Regions from separate parts of the Homo sapiens genome. Here all the other regions are linked to region 3. Evidence: read pairs that join two places in POLR2A ChIA-PET (ENCODE). Cell type or tissue: MCF 10A. All regions are shown on one strand. Each heading gives the region's core, and the rest is flanking DNA. Links, peaks and the distances in the headings are about the cores only.

Region 1 (7,921 bases), core at 2,582-6,581, 210 kb before region 3:
ATAAGAGCCATTTATGACAAACCCACAGCCAGTATCATACTGAATGGGCAAAAACTGGAAGCATTCCCTTTGAAAACCAGCACAAGACAAGGATGCCCTCTCTCACCACTCCTATTCAACATAGTATTGGAAGTTCTGGCTAGGGCAATCAAGCGAGAGAAAGAAATAAAAGGTATTGAATTAGGAAAAGAGGAAGTCAAATTGTCTCTGTTTGCAGATGACATGATTGTATATTTAGAAAACCCCATCATCTCAGCCCAAAATCTCCTTAAGCTGATAAGCAACTTCAACAAAGTCTCAGGATATAAAATCAATGTGCAAAAAATCACAAGAACTCCTACACACCAATAATAGACACACAGAGAGCCAAATCATGAATGAACTCCCATTCACAATTAATACAAAGAGGATAAAATACCTAGGAATCCAACTTACAAGGGATGTGAAGGACCTCTTCAAGGAGAACTACAAATCACTGCTCAATGAAATAAAAGAGGACACAAACAAATGGAAGAACATTCCATGTTCATGGAAAGGAAGAATCAATATCATGAAAATGGCTATACTGCCCAAGGTAATTTATGGATTCAGTGCCATCCCCATCAAGCTACCACTGACTTTCTTCACAGAATTGGAAAAAACTACTGTAAAGTTCGTATGGAACCAAAAAAGAGCCCACATAGCCAAGACAATCCTAAGCAAAAAGAACAAAGCTGGAGGCATCATGCTATCTGACTTCAAACTATACTACAAGGCTACACTAACCAAAACAGCATGGTACTGGTACCAAAACAGAGATATAGATCAATGGAACAGAACAGAGGCCTCAGAAATAATACCACACATCTACAACCATCTGATCTTTGACAAACCTGACACAAACAAGCAATGGGGAAACCTGACACAAACAACCAAATAGGGAAAGGATTCCCTATTTAATAAATGGTGCTGGGAAAACTGGCTAGCCATATGTAGAAAGCTGAAACTGGATTCCTTCCTTACACCATATACAAAAATTAACTCAAGATGGATTAAAGACTTAAATGTAAGACCTAACACCATAAAAACCCTAGAAGAAAACCTAGGTACTACCATTCAGGACATAGGCATGGGCAAAGATTTCATGACTAAAACACCAAAAGCAATAGCAACAAAAGCCAAAATTGACAAATGGTATCTAATTAAACTAAAGAGCTTCTGTACAGCAAAAGAAACTATCATCAGAGTGAACAGGCAACATATAGAATGGGAGAAAATCTTTGCAATCTACCCATCTGACAAAAGGCTAATATCTGGAATCTACAAAGAACTTAAATTTATAAGAAAAAAACAAACAACCCCATCAAAAAGTGGGCAAAGGATATAAACAGACATTTCTCAAAAGAAGACATTTATGCAGCCAACAGACATATGAAAAAATGCTCATCATCACTGGTCATCAGAGAAATGCAAATCAAAACCACAATGAGATAACATCTCATGCCAGTTAGAATGGTGATCATTAAAAAGTCAGGAAGCAACAGATGCTGGAAGGATGTGGAGAAATAGGAATGCTTTTACACTGTTGGTGGGAGTGTAAATTAGTTCAACCATTGTGGAAGACAGTGTGGCGATTCCTCAAGGATCTAGAACTAGAAATACCATTTGACCCAGTGGTCCCATTACTGGGTATATACCCAAAGGATTATAAATCTTGCTACTACAAAGACACATGCACATGTATGTTTATTGCAGCACTATTCACAATAGCAAAGACTTGGAACCAACCCAAATGTCTATCAATGATAGAACGGATTAAGAAAATGTAGCACATATACACATCATAGAATACTATGCAGCCATAAAAAGGATGAGTTCGTGTCGTTTGCAGGGACATGGATGAAGCTGGAAACCATCATTTTAAGCAAACCACCACAAGGACAGAAAACCAAACACCGCATGTTCTCACTCATAGGTGGGAGTTGAACAAGAACACATGGACACAGGGCAGGGAACATCACACATTGGGGCCTGTTGGCGGGTGGGGGGATGGGAGAGGGATAGCATTAGTAACCCTAATTAGTAATGCCTAATGTAAATGACGAGTTGATGGGTGCAGCAAAACAACATGGCACATGTATACCTACGTAACAAACCTGCACATTGTGCACGTGTACCCTAGAACTTAATGTATAATAATAATTTTAAAAAACAGTTTCTAAGACCTTAACAGATTTGGGGAGTATTGGCCAGGTATTTTATAGAAGGCCCTTCAACTGGGAGATGCCTGATGATTTTTTCACGATTAGGCTGATGTTTGGGGTTTGCTGAGGAAGACTATGGAAATAATATGCCTTTCTTATCACATCATATCAAAAATATATACCATTGATGCTGACCTTGATCCCCTGGCTGAGGTGGGGTTTGTCAGATTTTTCCACTATGAAGTTAGTTTTTCCTCTCTCCATAACTGTATTATTTTGAAGGAAGTCAGTATGCGCAACCCACACTTGAATGTGGAATTATGCTCTACCTCCTTGAGGACAGAGTATCTACATAAATTTTTTGGGATTCTTCTGTATGGGAGATCCACCTATTCTCCACTACTTGTTTATTTATTCAATCATTTATTTGTATCAGTATGGACAGACTCGTGGATATTTATTTATACTTTATAATCCAATACTATTTTGTTGACTTTGTTGCTCAAGTTTTTCTGTCTTCAGCCATTAGGAACCCTTCTCTGGCTACAGTTCCTTTTAACATATCCCCATCGTTGTGTGATTTTTTTGTTTTCTGAACACTTCCTTATGCCCTGGTACCTTAGGCCTATGTTTGTATTTCCTGCCCCAGTGCTAGAATTGACCACTTCTCCTAAGAGCCCTGGTTTATTTTACTGAAGAATGGTATTAGACAACTGGATCTGGGGCCAGGCATGGTGGCTCACGCCTGTAATCCCAGCACTTTGGGAGGCCGAGGCAGGCGGATATCTTGAGGCCAGGAGTTGGAGACTGGCCTGGCCAACATGGTAAAACCCCATCTTTACTAAAAATACAAAATTTGGCAGGCATGGTGGCGGGCGCCTGTAATCCCACTTACTCGGGAGGCTGAGACAGGAGAATTGCTTGAACCCAGGAGACGGAGGTTGCAGTGAGCCAAGATTCCACCATTGCACTCTGGCCTGGGCAACAGAGTTAGACTCCATCAAAAAAAAAAAAAAAGAAAAGAAAGAAAAGAAAAAAATGGGATCTAGGTTCCTGTCTTCCATTTGATGTATTTTTATTTTTCTCAATACCCAATTTCTAATTTTACAAAGTATTTCAAAGGTTTTGTTTTTGTTTCTGTTTTTGTTTTTGTTTTGAGACAGAGTGTCACTCTGTCACCCAGACCAGAGTGCAGTGGCACAGTCTTGGCTCACTGCAACCTCAGTCTCCCGGGTGAAAGCGATTCTCCTGTAGTTGGGACTACAGGTGCACACCACCAAGCCCGGCTAATTTTTGTATTTTTAGTAGAGACGGGGTTTCACCATGTTGGCCAGGCTGGTCTCGAACGGCCTCCCAAACTGCCAGGATTCCAAGCGTGAGCCATCGCGCATGGCCCCTCTTGAAGGTCATCTTTTTGGTGAAGAGTTCCATGACTTTGTCTAATAATTCTTTCTTTGAAAGATATTTAACACATTATTATTCTGAGTAGGGGGCACGAGTACATGGATCTGTATCTATGCACACACAGTAGAGAGCCAGATCCATAGAAAGAAAAAAATGGGTAATGAGATAACAAAAGCTCAATTATTTTAGAGACTCCACTGTAACATGTACCTCAGCTACACTCTTTCCAGCACTCAGGGAGGTGGTGGTACAGAGCCATGACAATCAGAGCACTGTGATCAGGAGGACCTGAGGTGACTCCTGACTCTGGCACTTGCTAGCTGTGTTCTTTGGGAAAGTTACTTTCTCTCTCTGAGCTTCAGTCCTCAGCTATAAAACAGAGATCACTCATTCATTCAACAACTATATAGTATTTTTTATGAGCACTTACTACTTGCCGGGTACTCTTCTTATTGCTGATATGTAATATAGATTATGGTCTGGCTCTTACTTGGCTTATTACTATGTGGATAAGAACATAGTAAAAAAAAAAAAAAGGATAATTTAGTGATAAGTACCGTGAAGAAAACTAAACAGCAAAACAACAGAAGGTATTATAGGCATGTGGGCTCATTTTAGATTATTCAAATGAGGTCACATTTAACAAAGACCCAAATATTAATAGAGAGCTAGTTATATAAAGATATAGGGGAAACTTGTTCCAAGCATGGAGTATAGCAAGGGCAAAGGTTCTGAGGTAAGATGAGCTTGGAGTGTGCAAATAACAGAGAATGGCTAAAATGGTGGAAAGTAGGCAGGGTGGACCTCCAATAATGTTGAAGAAATAGGTAGAGAGTAAATCATTATAGGTGCTGGCAAAGAATTGGAATATATCCTATGTGTAATGGGCAGTTCTGCCAGTTATTAATTTATTACATTTGAGTTATAAATTCACGCTTCTTTGTCCTGGGTTGGGATGGCAGAGCTGGATCCTGTGAACATTTCCCTTTGTTAGTTGGACAATGGTAAGCTTTGCCAGTAGAGGGCATTAGAAAGATGCTGAGGGAAGAAGGAGCTCCACTTCCTGATTTGAGTGCTTTTTTGGTTTGTTCTTGCTGCACATAGCTGCCAGTGGCATGTGAGATAGGTAGAAGATGCCTCCCCAGTGAGCTTTGCTGGCACTCCTAAGGGTGGCTTTCTAGTGAGTTTGGCCAGCATACCATAGGGCAGCTTCCAAGTGAGTTTCAGGATTGTCCTCACAGGTACACTTCCCAGCTAGTCTTTCCAGCACCCTGAAGGGCAACTCTCAGAGGTCAGCTCCCCAGAGAATTCAGTAGCACCCCAGCTGGCTTCTCGGTAACTACCACTGGCAACACCATGGGTGATTCTCTGCCTGCCAACATCTTAGCCAACTTCATCATCCAAGGGTGCTGAGTCACATACTGTGGACAACGACCTGTTGTCCTAAGAGAAACTGAACAACAAAAAAAATCTTTCTACACTTTGGGAGACAGACAGGAATACATGCAGAGCTCTTAGCCAGATAAGCATAAAATCTCACACTAAAGGTGTATTTACATCAGTTCCTTTCACCTATAGATTATGTCTGTCTCACAGAAATGAAGAGTGCCTTTGATGGACTCAGCAGTAGACTGGATATGGCTGAGATAAGAATTGTTGAGTTTGCAAATATGTTAATAGAAACTGCCAAATTGCAAAGCAAAGAGAAGAAAGACTGAAAAGAAATGGTGCAAATATCCAAGAACTGTGGAACACTTACAGAAGGATAATAAAGGTATAATGGGACTAACAAAAGGAGGAGAAAAAAAGGAACAGAAAAAATAAAGAAACATTGGCTGAGAATTTTCCAAAATTAATAGCAGACACCAAACCAAAGATTCAGGAAGCTCACACAATGCCAAGCAGGAAAAATACCAAGAAATATCTACACCCAGGAATATCATACATAAACTGCAGAAAATCAAAGACAAAAGAAAATCCTTAAAGAAGCTATAGGAAGGCAAAAAAACAAAAACAAAACAAAAACCCCTTACCTACTGGAGGAACAAGGATAAGTATTACGTTGGAATTCTCTTCAAAAACGACTCAAACAAGAATAAGGTAGAGTAAAATAAAGTGTTGAAAGAAATAAATCACCAATTTAGAATTCTGTATCCAGCAAAATTTTCATTCAAAAGGGAAACAAAGATTTTCTCAAATGAAAATTGAGGGACTTTGTTGTCAGTAAACATGCCTTGAAAGAAATGTCAAGAGTTCTTCAGAAAGAGGGAAAATAATATAGGCCTGAAACTCAGATCTAAATGAAGATGGGAGGAATATTTGAGAAGGAATAAATGAAGGTACCACTATGGTGACTCTAGGAGGTGAAAGAGCTAAAGGAGCCTCCTGTATCTCACATAAAAAGACTTTCCCTCCACTATTACCATAATTTGTCCCTCAGTATGAATTAAGTTCAAAAATGTTTTCATCTAAATTTGAGGTTTGTGGATTTCCTGCAGTAGTCAAAGCTGTTCTCAGCACTATGGTTGCTCCAGTATCACATTGTTGGCACATTTCAAATTGCTTGCCATGTAAGTTTTATAGGCCTCAACTTTGTAGGTATTCATGTATCATAGGCTAACTCAAGTGTACTCAAGATGCATAAAAGGGAAAGGAGGCTACTGGCCTTTGAGAACTCAAAACTCATGCAGGTGAACCATTCATATTGGGTACAAATATACTATCAACTTCAGCTTTGAAATTACATGAGTAGTTTGCTTTACCTATGGATTTGGATTCTGTTGTAGCCTGTCTCGAAATTTAAAAAGAAAAGAAACAAAGAAACATGAGAACACTGTAAACACTGTAAGTGGATGCTGAGAAAAAAGGTGGACACATGGAGCTAAAGAGTGGAATTATAGACAATGAAGACTCAGAAAGGGGAAGAGGTGAGAGGGCAGGTGAGGAGAAATTACTTAATAGGTACAATGTATGTTATTCTGGTGATAAATACCATAAAAGCCCTGACTTGACCAGTATGCGTGTAACAAAATTGCACCTGTACCCCATACATCTATATAAACAATTTTTTTGAACCATGTAATAGACATGAAGAATGGCTTTGATGGCTTATTAGTAGAGTGAACGTGGCTGAGGAAAGAATTTCTGAGACTGGGGATCTATCAGTAGAAACCTCCAAAACTGAAAAGCAAAGAGAATAAAGACTAGAAAAAGCAGGACAGCATATTCAAGAACTGTGAAACAACTACAAAATATAAACATATGCATAATATGAATACAGAAGGAGAAGAAAGTGAAGGAAAAATTAAAAACTTCTATTTTTCTTATTCTTAACTGATCTAAGATGTAACAGTTTTCAAAATAGTAATAGCAATAACGTATTAGGTTATATATGCTTATGTATATATCTTATGTGTATCTATATGCTTATGTATGCTTACATATAAGTAAAATGAATAACAGCATTGACACAAGGGATAGGAGGAAAGAATTGGGTTACTTTGTTACTAAAAACACTACCCATGAAGCAGTATAGTGTTATTTGAAGGATTGGATTCTTGCAAATGTATACTGCATATTTTAGGGCAAACACTAAAAAATGTTTAAATAAACAGATACAATAGATATGGAAAAAAGTATAACAGAGAAAATGGAACCATGTAAAGTATTTAATTAAAAATACAAAAGACAGAAAAAGAGTGGAAGACAAAAACAGGGTCAAAGAACAAGGGCAACAAATAAAAATCTAACAAATAGAGTAGGTATTAATCCCACTATATCAATAATCACTTTGCATGTCAGTGGTCTAATGCACCAATCAAAGACAGAGACTGTTGGAGTGGATGAAGAAACCAGACCCAAGTATATGTTGTCTACAATTAACCAGCTTTAAAAATAGACAGTATAGATTAAAAACAAATGGATAAAGATATACCATACTAACACTAATCAAAAGAAAACAAGAGTACCTCTATTAATTTCATTAAGAGCAGACTTCAAAGCAAAAATAGTTATCAGGGACAAAGAGGGGCATTACATAGCAATAAAGAGGTCTGTTCTCTAAGAAGATATACAATCCTTAATATGTATGTGCCTAACCACATACATTAAAATGAGAGGCAAAAACATCAGAACTGCAAAGAGAAATAGATGAATCCATGATTGTAGTTGGAGACCTGAATACTCCTCTGTCAGAAATGGACAGATCCAGCAGGCATAAAACCAGTAAGGACAAAGTTGAACTCAACAACACCATCAATTAACTGGATATAATTAACATCTATGGGGGGAGGAGCCAAGATGGCCGAATAGGAACAGCTCTGGTCTACAGCTCC
Region 2 (7,921 bases), core at 1,624-5,623, 140 kb before region 3:
AACTTCAACCCTGTTGCTAATCAAACCCACAAACCCTTATGACTACCTACCACATGCAAGGCACCACATCAGGGGACAGAGACTGAAAGATGCATTATCTATCCTCAAGAAACTTAAGGTCTGTTAGAGAAACAGGAATATATTTTTTCAAAAAGGTAATTACCTAATATTTTAGTCTCTATTTTGCCTTTTATTATGATTATTTATTTGTTCTTCCAACATCATGTCCCAAGTGATTATTCTCTTCAGAATAGATGTTCAATAAATATTTGTTGAGCCCAAAGGCAGTATTTTTTTTATTTTCATGAGAGATTGGCGACGCCTTGCAGAAACCCGGGGGAAGTACCCTGAGGATGTCTGACCTCCCAAAGCAGACATCTGAGTGTCACCTATATTCTGTCCTATGTGAAGACGGGGAGTTGATTCAGTAACAGTGAAATGATCATTGCTTTCCCAACAAGGAGAGGAGAAAATTCTTTCCACTCGCTAGTACAATACAGACCAAAATGAGAAATGTAACCACAAAACAAAGGAGTACTAACTGGCCTAAACTGGGTTATAAACACCATGTTCTAATCAGCTCATCAGAAACAGAAAACTGGATCCAAAACTGCCAAGCTGCCAAGTATGAACACCCACGTCCATGGGACACAAAGGGTAGTACTCTTATTAAAACAATAATTTCAAAGTATTAAAATCAGGAAAACATATAGCCTTATGACACTATCACTGTGCATCAAAGAAACTTTGATGGGAAAAATGAGTTAATTCATTTTATATTTAATATTGGAAAGATAGATAGCAGCTACCATGTGCCGGTAATTCTTTTAGGCACTATGGATGCATTAATGAACAAAACAAAATTCCCTGCCTTTGTGGAATTCATGTTCTAATAGAGAGAGAGAGATGACAAAAAAATGTAACACATAAGTTAATTACTGCATATACTGGAAGTTACTAAGCACAACAGAAAGGGGAATGTAGAGTAGGGCAGGGAGACGAGTTGCAATTTGAAACGGAGGAATCAGAGTAGACTCCACTGAGAAGGTGACATTTGAGCAAACACTTGAAGGAGGTGAAGGACTTAGCCATGCAGATGCCTGGGGAAGAGTATGAGGCAGAGGAAACAGCCAGTGCAACAGCAAAGAGGCCAGTACAGCTGGAATGCAGAGAGTAAAGTGGGAAAGAATGGGAAATGAGGTCACGGGCACTGAGATGCTAGAGCATACAGAGGCTACACAGGCCATTTCAAGGACTTTGGTTTTCATGCTGAGTAAAATGGGGAGGCATTTTGAGCAGAGCAATGACATGACTTAACATTTTAAATGAGTGAGAAAACCAACTCTACTCTACATTCCTGCATCTTTTCTCCTACAGGTAGTCAACATCCAATCAGGAGACTCTCTCAAGTGAGCATGACTCAGAGGTAAGAGGGGAATTTCTTGTATATTGTCCTGAGGATGCACTTCAAATAGTTTGAGATTAAAGACTAGTTGGAAATGAACCACAAAAGTTGTTCCTGGAATCTTTTTTAGTCAAGTTTCAGTTTCACCAGTGTTGCAAAAGTCATCTTCCTTTTGCATTGGCATGGTTTCCCAAAGTCAACTGATGACTGGACTGCATTCTCCAAGCAAGCTCAGGATGCCTTCAACAATACGTCACCTTCTAGGTTGTGGCCAATAATGTTCAATAGACTTCGACATCAGGAATGAGCTACAACTCTCTGGCTCAAAGTTATTTATCCCTCACTGCAGACCTCCGGTTTTAATCAATGTTACCTAAGTGACACACTTTTATAAATGGATGTGATTATTATTACTCTTTCTATACAACCTAAGTCTCTAACATAGAAATATAATTTGGGCCACATATGTAATTTTATATTTCCTAGCAGTCACATTTTAAAAAGTAAAAAGACACTATTGAAATTATTTTTAATAATATAGTTTATTTAACCCAGTATGTTCAATATATTATGTTAATAAATGATCAATATAAAAATATTGATGAGATGTTTCACATGCCCTTTTTGTACTAAGTTTTGAAATCTGGTATGTATTTTATACTTGGAGTGTATCTCAAATCAGACTAGCCACATGTAGAGTCATCAACAGCCACACGTAACTAGTGGCTATCATATCCCAAACTTTGTTCTTTGGAATACCAATTTTGTGGACTACTAACATATTTTATTTATTTAAGACATATTTTCCCACATTTCAAAGATTTCTCTAACCAAGAAGTATCTTCCAATCATTTCATAGTGGCAGTGTTTTTTTCTTTCTTATTGGTACATAAAATAATCATATGTCCTACAATCAAGGGTCATTTATGATTCTGTCCATGTAGCTCTAATGCAAAAAAGGATACCATAGTCAAATAGGAAAGCAGAGCAAAACAAAGTTAAGCAGGTTTCTGTCCTGTAAGACAGCCCAGAGATTTTGATATGTTAAGGTGAGTTGTTAATTTCAAAAACAGAGATGTGTGAGGAAGCTTTTATCAAAAAAGCACCCACAGGGTGCTTTTATATATGAGCACTTACTGATATCTTGCAGAAAACTATGTTCCACTGAACACAATATAAAATATTTCCTTACCATGTACTGTGGGCGAAGGACTTCTTGTTGGCTGGAGAAAGGGGTCACTGGAAGCACTGGATGTGTTCAGAAAAGAACCCAGCAAATCCTGACCTGATGGTTTAGAAGGTGCTCCAAATGGGTCAAAGGTGGCACCTAGAAAACAATGGGAAAATATATTTATTTGTCCCATGAGTTCATTCACTAAATGTCACAGAATTGTCACTTCCTGTAGGGCTAACAGTGGACTCCAAGAATTTCCTATCTTTGTGGACAAAGGAGTAGTCTGGACTTACCTGTTGGATGAACTACAGTCGATACCATTGCTGCTACACAAGGCTAATCTGCCCAGCAGTTGTTAGGAGAGCATTATGCCAATGAAGTCTTAGCTGAAAACGTATTAAGCCATATATCCCACCTCGGTTTTAAGAGCAGGATTTATTTGTTATCTAGCCTTATCCCTTCTTACCATACTCAGTACATTTAAAATATCAATTTATGTTAAACTAGGGGCATTCTCCAATAACTAAAACTGCCCAACACCACAAGACAAGAGCTCAAAATTTAGTCTTTGCAACAATGCTAATATGTAACTATTATCCCCATTTTACAACTGAGAAGATTTTTCAATAATGTTACACAGACAGTTAAGTCCTGGGATTCAAATCCAGGTCTTTAACTCTAGACTTGGTGTTCTTTCTACTTCCTCTTGGGGGGATAGAATACTTGCATTCTAGACCTGGGTATGCCACTAATCCAGTGGGTATCCTCAGACAGGTCAATCAATACATCTAAGCCTCAGTTTCATTGTCTATAACATGAGGCAGAGAATTAACTGATGTCTAAGGCCCCTTCTGGCACTGGAATTCCACTAGCTGCCTGAAACTATGATGAATGAAATCATGAGAGTCACACCAGGTGCACAGTCTTAAAATGCAATTATCGAGTACTGATATCTTGGATCTTGGAAACTGTTTTCCTGACAGAGCTTTTTTTCACTTTGGCAAGTTAAAACTGTATGGAAGGAAGTGAAGTACAGATGAAATAGCATTGGCATAGGATTCAGGGCACCTGAGTTCACATCCTGGGTCCACCAATAGCTAACATTGGAGCTTGAGCCTCAACACCAATACTCTGTAATTCTGAGACCCACACTCATGAAGGATGCCTCCAGCTGAACTATCACAAGTCAAGACCAGCCCAGAGCCTTCTGGGAAGGATACGCTTGGGGAAAAAAAATGTTCCTATAGGATACTATAGGCCTGAAGAGTTGAGACATTTCTCTTTACCCTTCCTAATGTGAAGTCATCTTGGTTAATGGTGACAGGACCAAGGGGCAGCTAATTTGAGTGGGTTCTTCAGGAGCTGTGCTGGATCTCTGCTTACCCAACTACACTGTCTTATAAATGTCAAAAAATCCTAGATGACTCATAGTAGAAGGTTTGAGTCTCTGGCAATGAGACAGTGAAACTAACAGAGCCTCAAGGGGCTCAAACTCCTTACCTAGTACCAACTGCTCTGTTCTAGGAAGCTGTGCTTCCGGCATGAGTCACTTAAACATATTTTCAAATAACCAAACACTTCTCTGGATAGCCCACATATATTCAGAAAACTATAACTTCAGGAAGCCGTTATAGGAAAACAGAGGGAAAGCCCTAGAGTCAAATAACCTAGGTTTGGACACTGGCCTTATCAATTACTAGTCATATAAACCTATGCTACTGATTTAATTCTATGCTTCCATTTCCTCAACTATAAAATGGGGATAAAAATAGCCCTTATTTATTGAGTTTCTGTAAGAATTAAATAATGTTTAGTATTAAATTCCATGTCTGGCAAATAGTAAATACCTCATAAATATTAGCTATTTTTATCAATAATAATTCATCAATCAGTATGTTTAAGCAGACTAATGCAGCTCAGGGGTTGAAGTGCTAAACAAAGAAAATTAGAAGTAAGAGTGTGAAGCTCAAACGTCCACTCTTACACTACCTTAGTGTGCTACCCAAATGGACAATATTTCTATTTTCTCTTACGCTCTCAATTTAAATAAAGATACAGACCTCCTCTAAAGGACTTACAGTGAAATCAGAAAAGTCTAGCTTATTAGGAAAGTTCAATTCCACCTATTTGGCCCAAAGGTTAGAATTCAAATCTGAGAGGCACAGTGCAACATAGAAAAAATTACCTTCTCCCACTCTTAGGGTTGGAGACGCAGAGGTGGAGGTGGCAGAGCGGCGTGGTGTTGACTGGGTAGACGCAGGTCCACTAGGATGAAACACATCTTCCACTCCTGACTGTCCAGCCTGGGTGGGACCAGCTGCACCTCCACCCCCAAACAGGTCACTCAGTAGTTCAGAATTGGTGGGAGGAGCCGCTGGCGGAGAGAAGCTGTTACTCATTGCAGACCCTTCCAGGCCCAAAAGGTCCACATCCTCAGGGGGTGGAGGGGCTGCTGGCTCCTGCTGCTTTTTGCTGGGCTTCTTGACTCCATGAGGCTTGTCACCATTGGCATTGCCATGCGGACTGGAAAGTGTCAGAAGTTCATCATCTGATTGCTCACTTTCCTGATTCACTAGGGCAGCGTGGTCCTCCTCACAGAATGACTTCTCCGATTTCTGATCTGAGGAAGGCCAGTATACCATAAGAGATTAGTTGCTGACCACAGCATTGTTGGTTTTTGTTATAATATATGTATATAATTCCAGAAAGACAGAAGGATTCAGCCCTGAGCAAACAGTGTTTTTAGACCCTAATCAGTGGAACACTTGATGTATTTCACGTTACATTCAACTACCACTTGTTGAGCATCTGAGAGGCAGTAGAGCATAGGGGTAAGGAGCAGGAACTCTGGAGCCAGCCTAGGACTGAATCTCAGCTTCACTACTCACTGGCTCTATGACACTGGGCAAGTTACTTTACTTCTCTGTGCCTTGGTTTCCTCCTCAGCAAAGTGGGGATAACAAATTGTACCTAACGGCCGGGCGTGGTGGTTCACACCTGTAATCCCAGCACTTTAGGAGGCTGAGATAGGATCACTTGAGGTAAGGAGTTTGAAACCAGCTTGGCCAACATGGTGAAAACCCCATCTCTACTAATAATACAAAAATTAGCTGCACATGGTGGCGTGTGCCTGTAATCCCAGCTACTCGGGAGGCTGAGGCATGAGAATTGCTTGAACCCGGGAGGTAGAGGTTGCAATGAGCCAAGATCATGCCATTGTACTCCAGCCTGGGCTACAGAGTGAAACTGTGTCTAAATAAATAAATAGTACCTAACTCACAGGCTACTGTGAGAAATACATGAGATGATATTATAAATCACTCCAATCAATAGTAAGTAGTACCTAAGTGTTGATTTTTTTTTTCAGGCACTATGCTAGGTGCTTTGGCCGGGGAGGGTAGTACAAACCATTATCTGCTAGTCATTTGCTGACACTTCTCACTGTCTTTACTTCTCCATGTGTCCTGTAGCCAAAAGCAAATCCCTTCTCTAACAGTCTGGAGCAGAAGTGAACCACACATTTAAAAAGTGAAAAGAAGAGCTCTGCTGTGAAAGGTCCTTATACCAGCTTGAAAGGGGTACTTTCAGCACAAAATGAGCAGCAGGAAAGAGGCCTCCTCTGGGGAAGGAGTGACCTTCTAAGCCCTCCCTGAGATAGATCTTCCCACAAAAATTTGATATTTAATGCCAGATAGACCCACATTCCAAGTCAAGTATGGATCCACATCCTTTATTCCAAATTATAAAATGTAATAAGCTATGAAAAGGAAAAGATTTTCCTAAGTTTGGCATGAATTCAGTTGGTGGAAAACTGACAGACGTGAATATGAAGATACTTATAGTCTTCATTTATCTCACTTAGGGCTATTGTTTATATGTTCTACTGCAGAAATATTAATATGTTTGATTATAGGTTATTATCTGAGATATCACTTGGGATGTCAAGTTACATCACTTTATGTAGCATATCATCCTTCTAAAATCCAAAAAGTTCTGCATTCCTAAACATACCTGGCTCTGAGAGGTTCAGACAAGAGACTGTGCATCTATACTAAAACCTATTTCAGAGTCTACAGGAATTATCTCTAAATTATTTGCTAAAATGACAGTGGAGAGGAAAGAGTGAAGTTGTATTAAAAGCCCTCGCTGTGAGGAAAATAAGAGGTAAGAAAGGCCAACAGGGGATAAGAAATCTACCTACTGTCCAGATACCACTGGGTTTTCCAAATTTGAGGATTTGCTAGTTCCATTTCTCGAAAGAAAATTCTGAAAGTGAGTCTTTCAATTCAACGGAATTTTATGAACAACTTTTTCATCAAACTGAAGCCTGCAGGCGATGGGAATATTATCTTACATTCACACAACAGAGGAAGGTCAATCAGGATAATTTCAGATAAACCATACCATAGCCAGTTTCCCATGCCTTTCATACCCAAACACTGACTACCCACGTCTACACTGAATCTCACAGTTAGCCTCAGCCAGCTCTAAAGCAAGGATAGCCAATGGGTATTGATTAGGATGCCAACGTCAGGCTACTGCTGGCAGCAGCTGGAAGTGTTATATTGAGGAGGATTCTGAAAATATCTCCAGGTTTGAGAGAAAAGAACCTAGTAATCGAGCCCTTATTTCTGGTATGGCTGTTAAAGCAAGAGCAGAGATATACAGGCCAAGTGTTTGCTTTCTCTGCAGCAGGGTAAGCTCAGTTCTGCCCTGCTAGTGGTTAAGGCTCCCTGGGGGGAATGCTGATTTGATATTTTTATAATATTTAGTTGACAGCGGAAGATAGAATCCTGTGTTAATCTCATTACAGAGGCAGCAGTCTAAAGGGAGATCATAAACAAATCACACTTATTTGTCAGTCCAGGAATGACGTGACCAAAAACACAGCAGAGAGAAGGGAGAATTCAGTTTAAAATGGCCTTTTGCATCAGTCTAAGAGCATCTACTGAGTTGAAAGTAGGGAAGTTGCCTGATTTGAAAAGGGAATGAATTGGAAGGATGTAAACTTGAATGATGTCTTTTAAAAAATTTTTTAGAGATGGAGTTTTGCTCTGTCACCCAGAATGCAGTGCAGTGGCGCAATCATAGCTCACTGCAACCTTGAACTCCTGGGCTCAAGCAGTCTTCCTGCCTTAGCCTCTGACATAGCTAGGACTACAGGCATTTGCCACCACTCCCACCTAATTTTTTAAAATTTTTTGTTGAGATAGGGTCTCACTATATTGCCTGAGCTGGTCTTGAACTCCTGGCCTTCCTATCCTGGCCTTCCAAAGTGCTGGGCTTACAGGTGGGAGTCCGTGTGCCTGGATTGAATGACCTCTAAGTGCTGCTTTAATGTA
Region 3 (7,921 bases), core at 1,700-5,699:
TTTTTCAGATAATATATAACTCCATTTTTGAAAGACTAAGGATGCTGTCTGATATCACACAGTTTATTAATGTGCCATTTATTAGTGGCAGATTTAAATCATAGCCTGTGTGATGTCAAAGTGTATGATTCTAGATGCCCAAAGTGATGTTAACATCATCATAAGAAATTCAGGTTAACTTTAAAAAATCAAATAAAATTGAGATATAGATTTATTGCATAATATTTATTCGTTTTACTTCCCTCTTCCATGAGTATAGCTATTGAAACATGTTTTTTCATGTGTGGAGGGAGATGTGGCAGAAAGCATGTTGTATAGGTAGGCAGGCCTGAGTCTGACACTCACCAGTCACATGACCTCCAGCATATCACTTAGTGCCGCTTGTTTCACCTTCCCTTATATATAAAATGGGGGAAATACATAACATCTGCCCTCTCTCCTTCCAGGAGTATTGTCAAGATCTAAACAAAATCCTGTAGTTGAACTATTCTATAAGATGTCAAGTATCATGTAACATTAGATATTATAATGGCTTTATCCCCAGGGCTTATGGGGGAAGGGGAAGATAGATAGTAGAGGAATGTAGTGAGCAGCCAAGATCCTATCTAAGAAAAGAGAGGTGTGGGATGGCAATGAGCCCTGGGAAGCTGTGAGTAAACGCTAGGTCAGGAACGCAGAAGCGGAGATGGTTGTATAGGCACTAAAGATCTGGTTTTAAAAATTATAAAACTAATGCAGGAACAGAAAACCAAACACCAGTTGTTCTCACTTATAAGTGGGAGCTGAACAATGAGAACACAAGGACACAGGGAGGGAACCAACACACAATGGGGCCCGTGGTGGTGAGGGCAGGGGAGGGAGGGCATCAGGAAAAATAGCTAATGCATGCTGGGCTTAATACCTAAGTGATGGGCTGATAGGTGCAGCAAACCACCAAGGCACACCTTTACCTATGTAACAAACCTGAACATCCTACATGTGTATCCCGGAACTTTAAAGATTTTAAAAATTAAAATAAAAATTATAAAACTAGAACACTTATTCTAATCCAAGTTACTACAGTGGCAATATTCATCTATTCCTCTTTTGTAAGCATTCACACAACATCTGGAATAACACTATGCATGTAATTATCACTCAAGGAATACTTGTTGCAATCATCGATCTCATTCAAGCTCATGATAAAAAGTGGTCAGCCTTCGGCCCTATTAAGTTTCAGCAATAGTTCTTTTTGTTTGTTTGTCTGAGACAGAATCTCACTCTGTGGCCCAGGCTGGAGTGCAGTGGTGCAATCTCAGCTCACTGCAGCCTCTGCCTCTTGGGTTCAAGCGATTCTCCTGCCTCAGCCTCCCAGGTAGCTGGAACTACAGGTGTATGCCACCACGCCCAGCTAATTTTTGTATTTTTAGTAGAGACGGGGTTTCACCACCTTGGCCAGGCTGGGCTCGAACTCCTGACCTTAAGTGATCCGTCCGCCTGGCCTCCCAAAGTGCTGGGATTACAGGGGTGAGCCACTGCGCCCGGCCTCAGCAATAGTTCTTGATGACAGTATGGAAAGAATTTTGTTGGTGCACTGACTTTTAAAAAGTAGGAACACATACTTAAAAGCCGGCAAGATGACAATGACAAGCTGCAGAGTCTCCCTAACAACCACCAATAGAAAAGCTTGTTTCCAATGCAATAAATAAATATTTGAAAGATAATTATTGCTGGTCATTTTCAAATTTATTTTTATAATGCTTAATAGGTGCTAACACTTTATAACTACTAACTCGTTTAATTCATTAATTTATTTAATCCTCAAAACACCGGGGGTGGGTGAGGGGGACTATATCGATGGCAGGGTCCTGGTGCAATCTGGCTCTGCCCTGCATCCGGTCGGCCATTTTAGAAATAAGGCATGTCAACCCCCCAGAGGAAGGATCCTCAGATGATGGAAACAGACAAAAAGGACAAGACAAGACACATTCATAAGCAGTATCTACACAGTACCAAGCCCTGCACTTAGCCTCGTGGGGGATGCAAAGATGAAATGGATGAGAATGTGGAATCTTTAATACCAGATGAACAGTGACAAACGCTCTACAGGTGACGAAATGCTAAAGGAGGGGTTACAGGTGGCAGGAACCACAGAGATTTCAGCGAGGAGACTGCATTTGTGCTAGTCTTGGCAGGAGGGTAGGAATCCGGCAGGCTGAGATGCGAGCATGGACACTGCAGACAGAGAAAAGCCGGGAGCCCCCAGATCAGGTCACTTCCCTGCTTAGCACACTTCAGTGTTTTCCCAGCTCACGTAGAATAAAATCCGAACTCCTCTTCATGTTCTGCCCAGACCTCGATCCAGGCCCTGCATCCCTCTCTTTCCCCTTGCTCAATTCAGGCACTCTGGGAACCTTTCCACTTGCTATTCTCTATTACTCGGCTTCACGCTAGAGTAACTCCTAGTCAGTCCTCGGGTCTCCGCTGACTTGCAATGCCTCGGAGAGGCCTTCCCAGTCCGCCTGCCATGGAAGCTCGGGGACCTGCCTTTTTTCCTCTGTCAGCAGACTGATTCCCTCTAAGCGCACATAGCAATGTGTACCGGGCTTTCTCTGTTTTGCGTGTGTAATGTCTGTCTTCCTCTCTAGAAGTAGTTCCAAGATCCGGGCTTTGCCCATCGTGTTCTCCGGCCAAGGCAGATGGAGGGGCTCGATAAAAATTGTGGAATGAATGAATGGAGTGAGTCAGTGATTGGCTGTGAGTTGAGGCCCTGGCGAGGACAGGACTGAGTGTGCTTGGAAATAGTTTATCGTGGCGAGAGCTTCGAAATCACCGCAGGCAGGTAGAGAGGAGGTGGGTACAGGGCGGGAGGACCTTGAAGGGAGCCTCGGGTTCTGATTCATTCCCCCAGTAGGCACTGCATTGCAGGCGCCAGGCCAGGTGCTGGGGGCCGGGGACAAGCTAACCTCAGTGAGGCTGTGTCGCCGCGCCACCGTGGCTTCCCTGTGTCCAGAGCCAAAGCAACGAGCAGGGGCTAGAGGAAAGGAGACTGTGCCGACATCAGCCCCTGCGCTTCCCCAGCGGTCCCGGTACCCGCGACCGAGGGTCGGGTTCGGGCGTCGCCTAGGCATCCAGGCTCCCAGGGCCGGGAACGCGACCCGAGAGACCGCCGGGGACGGCCCCGCCGCCGCTGCGCCCCTGCCTCAGGGTAACAGGTCCCGACCGGCCGCGCCCACACTCACCCTGCGCCGCCTGGCGAGCTGAGCGTGGCCTCCACAGCCGCCGGGTCGCCTTCCACGGCCGCCGCAAGGAAAACAGCTTCCGGCTCTTCTGGCCTCCCTTCTCAGTGGCGCCCATCGGTGCGCCGCGCCCTCCCCCGCCGCGGTCGCCCGAGCCGAGCGCCACCGCTCGCCGCCGCCGCCGCGCGTCTGCCAGGTGCCGGGCCGCTGCTGGGAGATGCGCGCCGGGGGCGGAGCTTGGGGCCGGGAGCCGTGGCTGGCGCCGACAGGGGAGGCTGCCCGGCTCCGCCCACACGGCGGCGCCTGGCGCCCGAGGCGTGCGGGTGCGCGCGGGCCCGCGCCGCTCACTCGGGGGGCACCGTTAGCACCCTTTATTAACACAGGAGTCCTAGGGGGCTCTCACCCGTTTTATCTCCCTGTTACAAACCATACACTCCACACTCCGAGAGGGTAAGGCATCTGCCCACAATCACACAGCGCTAAAGAAATTCCAGAGCCCTAGACTCTGACGATGTTTACTCACACCGTGCTACCGCCTCAAAATGAAACATCACGTTAGAACGTGGTTTTAGTTCTGACAGATATTCCTGTTTTCCTAATACAAGAGATTACTAGTCACCCACATGATTTTTTAAGAACTTGTTCTATGTCCAGTTACTTTTACACACATTTCATGAAACCTCATTGCAACCCCGTGGTGTGGGAGGCGTTTCCCATTTTCCAGATGAGGAAACTGAGATGGCAGAAGTGAGGCTCCCTCACCCCATCCCCATGCCATCACTGGTCTCTGTTGAGATTTTGCTTGGAATTGGGAGAGACTGAGAGGAAGATCAAAACCAATGCCCTTGAACACGACCTGGCTGCAATAATAATAGCTAATATTTATAGAATGCTTTTTATGTGGCAGATTTTACATACATCATCTTATTTAACCCCTCCAGTAATACTCGTGGGGCAGAAACAATCTCCAAACTCAACAGATAGGGAAACCGAGCGTCAGAGAGTACAGGTTAGATATCTAAAACCTCAGTAAAAAGGTTTTATGTTAGGTCAAATTATGAAATTGCCATTTTTGTAGGCCCAAATAATATCAGACAAGAGCTTCTATCGGTGACCAAAATTAAAATCACCAGTGGAGATCGGACACGGTGTCTCACGCCTGTAGTCCCAGCACTTCAGGCGGCTGAGGCAGTCGGATCACTTGAGCCCAGGAGTTCAAGAGCAGCCTGCACAACAAAGCAAAAACCCGTCTCTACCAAAAATGCATACACACACACACACACACACACACACACACACAGACACAAATTAGCCAGGCATGGTGGCACACACCTTCAGTCCCAGCTACTCAGGAGGCTGAGGTGGGAGAATCACCTGTGCCCAGCGAGTTAGAGGCCGCAGTGAGCCGAGAAGGTGCCACTGCACTCCAGCCTGGCTGACAGAGTCACGTTATCTAAAAAAAAAAAAAAAAAAAAAAAAAAAAAAATCACCAGTGGAGACAGGTGAAAATCGAATGCCTGCAGATGTGATATGCTGAGAAAGACACATCATCTATGGAGTATTCTGGCCAAACATGCACAGCATGAAGCTAATCATGGGGAAACATCAGATAAACCCAAAATGAGGAATCCACTATTAAAAGGAGCAGGGAAGTGCTGTATTCTTCAAAAGTATCAATGTCATAAAATAAGAAGAAAAGCTATGGAGATATTCTAGATTCAAGGTGACTGGGCTGGATGCAGTGGCTCACACCTGTAATCCCAGCACTTTGGAAGGCCGAGGCAGATGAATCACCTGAGGTCAGGAGTTCCAGACCCAACATGGCGAAACCCCGTCTCTACTAAAAATACAAAAATTAGCTGGGCATGGTGGCGTGCACCTGTAATCCCAGCTACTCGGGAGGCTGAGGCAGGAGAATCACTTGGACCTGGGAGGCGGAGGTTACAGTGAGCCAAGATTGCGCCATTGCACTCCAGCCTGGGAGACAGACCAAGACTCCATCTCAAAAAAAAAAAAAAAAAAAGGTGACAGAAGAGACATTGCAGCTAAATACAATACCACCTGACTCTAGACTGGACACTGTTTTGTAGTTTTTTGTTTTTGTTTTTTAAGGCTCTAAAGCACATTACTGAGTTAATTTTACAAAAATGTGTATATATATATATATATATGTAGCAGATTAGAGAAAAATGTTTATCAATAAAAAACTTGCTGACATTAATAACTACACTGCGATTATGTAAGAAAATATCCCTATTTTAAGAAAACACACACTGAAGCCCCACACGGTGGCTTCGCCTGTAATCCCAGCACTTTTGGAGGCTGAGGTGGGCAGGTGGCTTGAGCTCAGGAGTTCAAGACCAGCCTGGGCAATGTGGTGAAACCTTTTGTCTCTCTTATTAAAAATTGAAAAATATAAAAAAAAATTTAAAAAGAAAATACACACGAAGGCATTTAGGAATAAAGAGCCACGATGCATTTAACATGCCTTCAAATGATTGGGGGTTGGGGAGGAAAGGTGTGTGTATATAAAATAAAATGGGAGGAATCACTCCACCCAAACTTGAAGCCTACTGTAAAGGTACAATTTCAAAAACCGTGCAGTGTTGGCAGAAAAATAGACACATATCAACGGAACAGAATAAAGACCCAGAAATAGAATGGACCCACGTAAATCTGTCCAACTAATTTTTGACAAAGGATCAAAAGCAATTCAGTGGAAGAAATGTGCTTTTTCAACAAATGATGTTGGAGCAATTGGACATCCATAGGAAAAAAAAAAAAGAGAGAAAATCCAGGACCCAAACTTCATACCTTATACAAAAATCAAGTCAAAATGGATTCTAGACTTAAATGTAAAACTATAAAACTTAGAAAGAAATAGGAGAAAATTTTCTAGTACCCAGAGCTATACAAAGAGTTCTGTGGCTTGTTACCAAAAGCACAATAAGAGGAAAAATTGATATGTTGGACCTTATCAAGATTATTTTTGCTCTGTGAAAGACCCTGTTAAGAAGATGAAAAGACATACTACCAACTGGGCAAAATACTTGAAACCACATAGCCAACAAAGGAGTATTTAGAATATGTAAAGAATTCTCAAAACTCAGCATTAAAAAACAAACAAACTGGCGGGTGCAGTGGCTCACACCTGTAATCTCAGTACTTTGGGAGGCCAAGGCAGGTGGATCACCTGAGGTCAGGAGTTCAAGACCAGGCTGACCAACATGGTGAAACCCTGTCTGTACTAAAAATACAACATTAGCCGGGCATAGTGGTGCATGCCTGTAATCCCAGGGACTTGGGAGGCTGAGGCAGGAGAACTGTTTGAATCCAGGAGGTAGAGGTTGCAGTAAGCCAAGATCACGCCATTGCACTCCAACGTAGGCAATATAGTAAGATTCTGTCTCAAAAAAAAAAAAAATTAAAATGTGCAAAAGACATAAACGCATATTTCCCTGAAACAGATACATAGATAACAAGCATATGAAAAGAAATTCAACATTGTTAGCCATTAGGGAAATACAAATTAAAACCACAATGAGATATCACTACACACCTGACAGAATGAGGATGTAGCCGAGAAACTGAATCACTCCTACATCACTGGCAGGAATGTAAACTGGTACAACCACCCTGGAAGAGTTTAGCAGTTTCTTATAAAACTAAACACAGAACTACCATATGACCCAGCAGTTGCACTCTTGTGTACTTATCCCAGAAAAAATGAAAACACACAAAAACCTATAAAAGGAATGTTCAGTAGCTTTACTTTGTAACAACCCAAAACTGGAAACAACCCAGGCATCTTTTAATGGGTCAATGGTTAAACAAGCTGTGGTACATGCATACCATGGAATACTAGTGAGCAATAAAAAGTAACAAACTATTGACACATATAACAAGCTCAGTGAATCTCCAAGGAATTACCATAAGTGAAAAAAGCTAATCCCAAAATGTTACATACTTTACATTTTCATTTATGTAACATTCTTAAAATGGTAAAATTATACAAATGGAGGACAAAATCGTAGCTGCCAGGGAGGGGCAGGGTGGATGTGGCTATAGAAGAGATTCTGTGGTGATGAAATTGTTCTGTGGTGATGAAACTGTTCTGTATGTATCTTTACTGTATCAATATCAACTTATTGGTTACTATATTAGATTATAGTTTTGCACAATGTTACTATTAGGAGAAAATGGGCAAAAGAGTACATGGGGTCTCTCTGTATTATTCCTTACAACTACATATCAATCTACAATTATCTCAAAACAAAACATTTTAATGTTTTTAGATTGCATATCAACAATTTCGTATAGTTCACTTCAATACTTAAAATTCAGCTGAGTCAGCCAGGCGCAGTGGCTCACACCTGTAATCCTAGCACTTTGGGATGCCAAGATGGGTGGATCACAAGGTCAGGAGATCGAGGCCATCCTGGCCAACATGGTGAAACCCTGTCTCTACTAAAAATACAAAAATTAGCCGGGCATGGTGGCGCACACCTGTAATCTCAGCTACTGGGGAGGATGAAGCAGGAGAATCACTTGAACCCAGGAAGCAGAAGTTGCAGTGAGCCGAGATTGAGCCACTGCACTCCAGCCTGGCGACAGAGCAAGACTCCGTCTCAAAAAAAAAAAAATTCAGCTGAATCACAATTCAACCTAGGCTCATGACTTCATGACTGCACTGGACTTCCTCA

The links. Peaks named below come from ENCODE experiments on the same cell type or tissue, not always from the same donor. Only the 100,000 strongest peaks of a DNase experiment are listed, where the experiment ranks them.
Region 1: POLR2A ChIA-PET joins it to region 3 with 8 read pairs; 2 of 35 experiments call an interaction of 5 or more read pairs at or near these places.
Region 2: POLR2A ChIA-PET joins it to region 3 with 5 read pairs; 4 of 35 experiments call an interaction of 5 or more read pairs at or near these places.

The regions. Positions count from the first base shown.
Region 1 is chr1:65,456,260-65,464,180 of GRCh38, reverse strand. The region is part of intron 2 of LEPR (leptin receptor); the gene reads right to left. Among named protein-coding and RNA genes, the nearest start is that of LEPROT, 40 kb to the right of the region's middle. In MCF 10A, for the core only: a CTCF peak has its summit at 4,600 (motif pointing right); DNase peaks (open chromatin) are centred at 4,620 and 4,960.
Region 2 is chr1:65,389,709-65,397,629 of GRCh38, reverse strand. DNAJC6 (DnaJ heat shock protein family (Hsp40) member C6) reads right to left here. Exons shown (of 19, transcript NM_001256864.2): 12 at 4,765-5,199; 13 at 2,598-2,732. Among named protein-coding and RNA genes, the nearest start is that of LEPR, 27 kb to the left of the region's middle. In MCF 10A, for the core only: no CTCF peak of the experiment used is centred there; a DNase peak (open chromatin) is centred at 4,059.
Region 3 is chr1:65,249,950-65,257,870 of GRCh38, reverse strand. No RefSeq gene overlaps it. Among named protein-coding and RNA genes, the nearest start is that of DNAJC6-AS1, 55 kb to the left of the region's middle. RefSeq lists silencers at 3,122-3,191, 3,282-3,781. In MCF 10A, for the core only: no CTCF peak of the experiment used is centred there; a DNase peak (open chromatin) is centred at 3,440.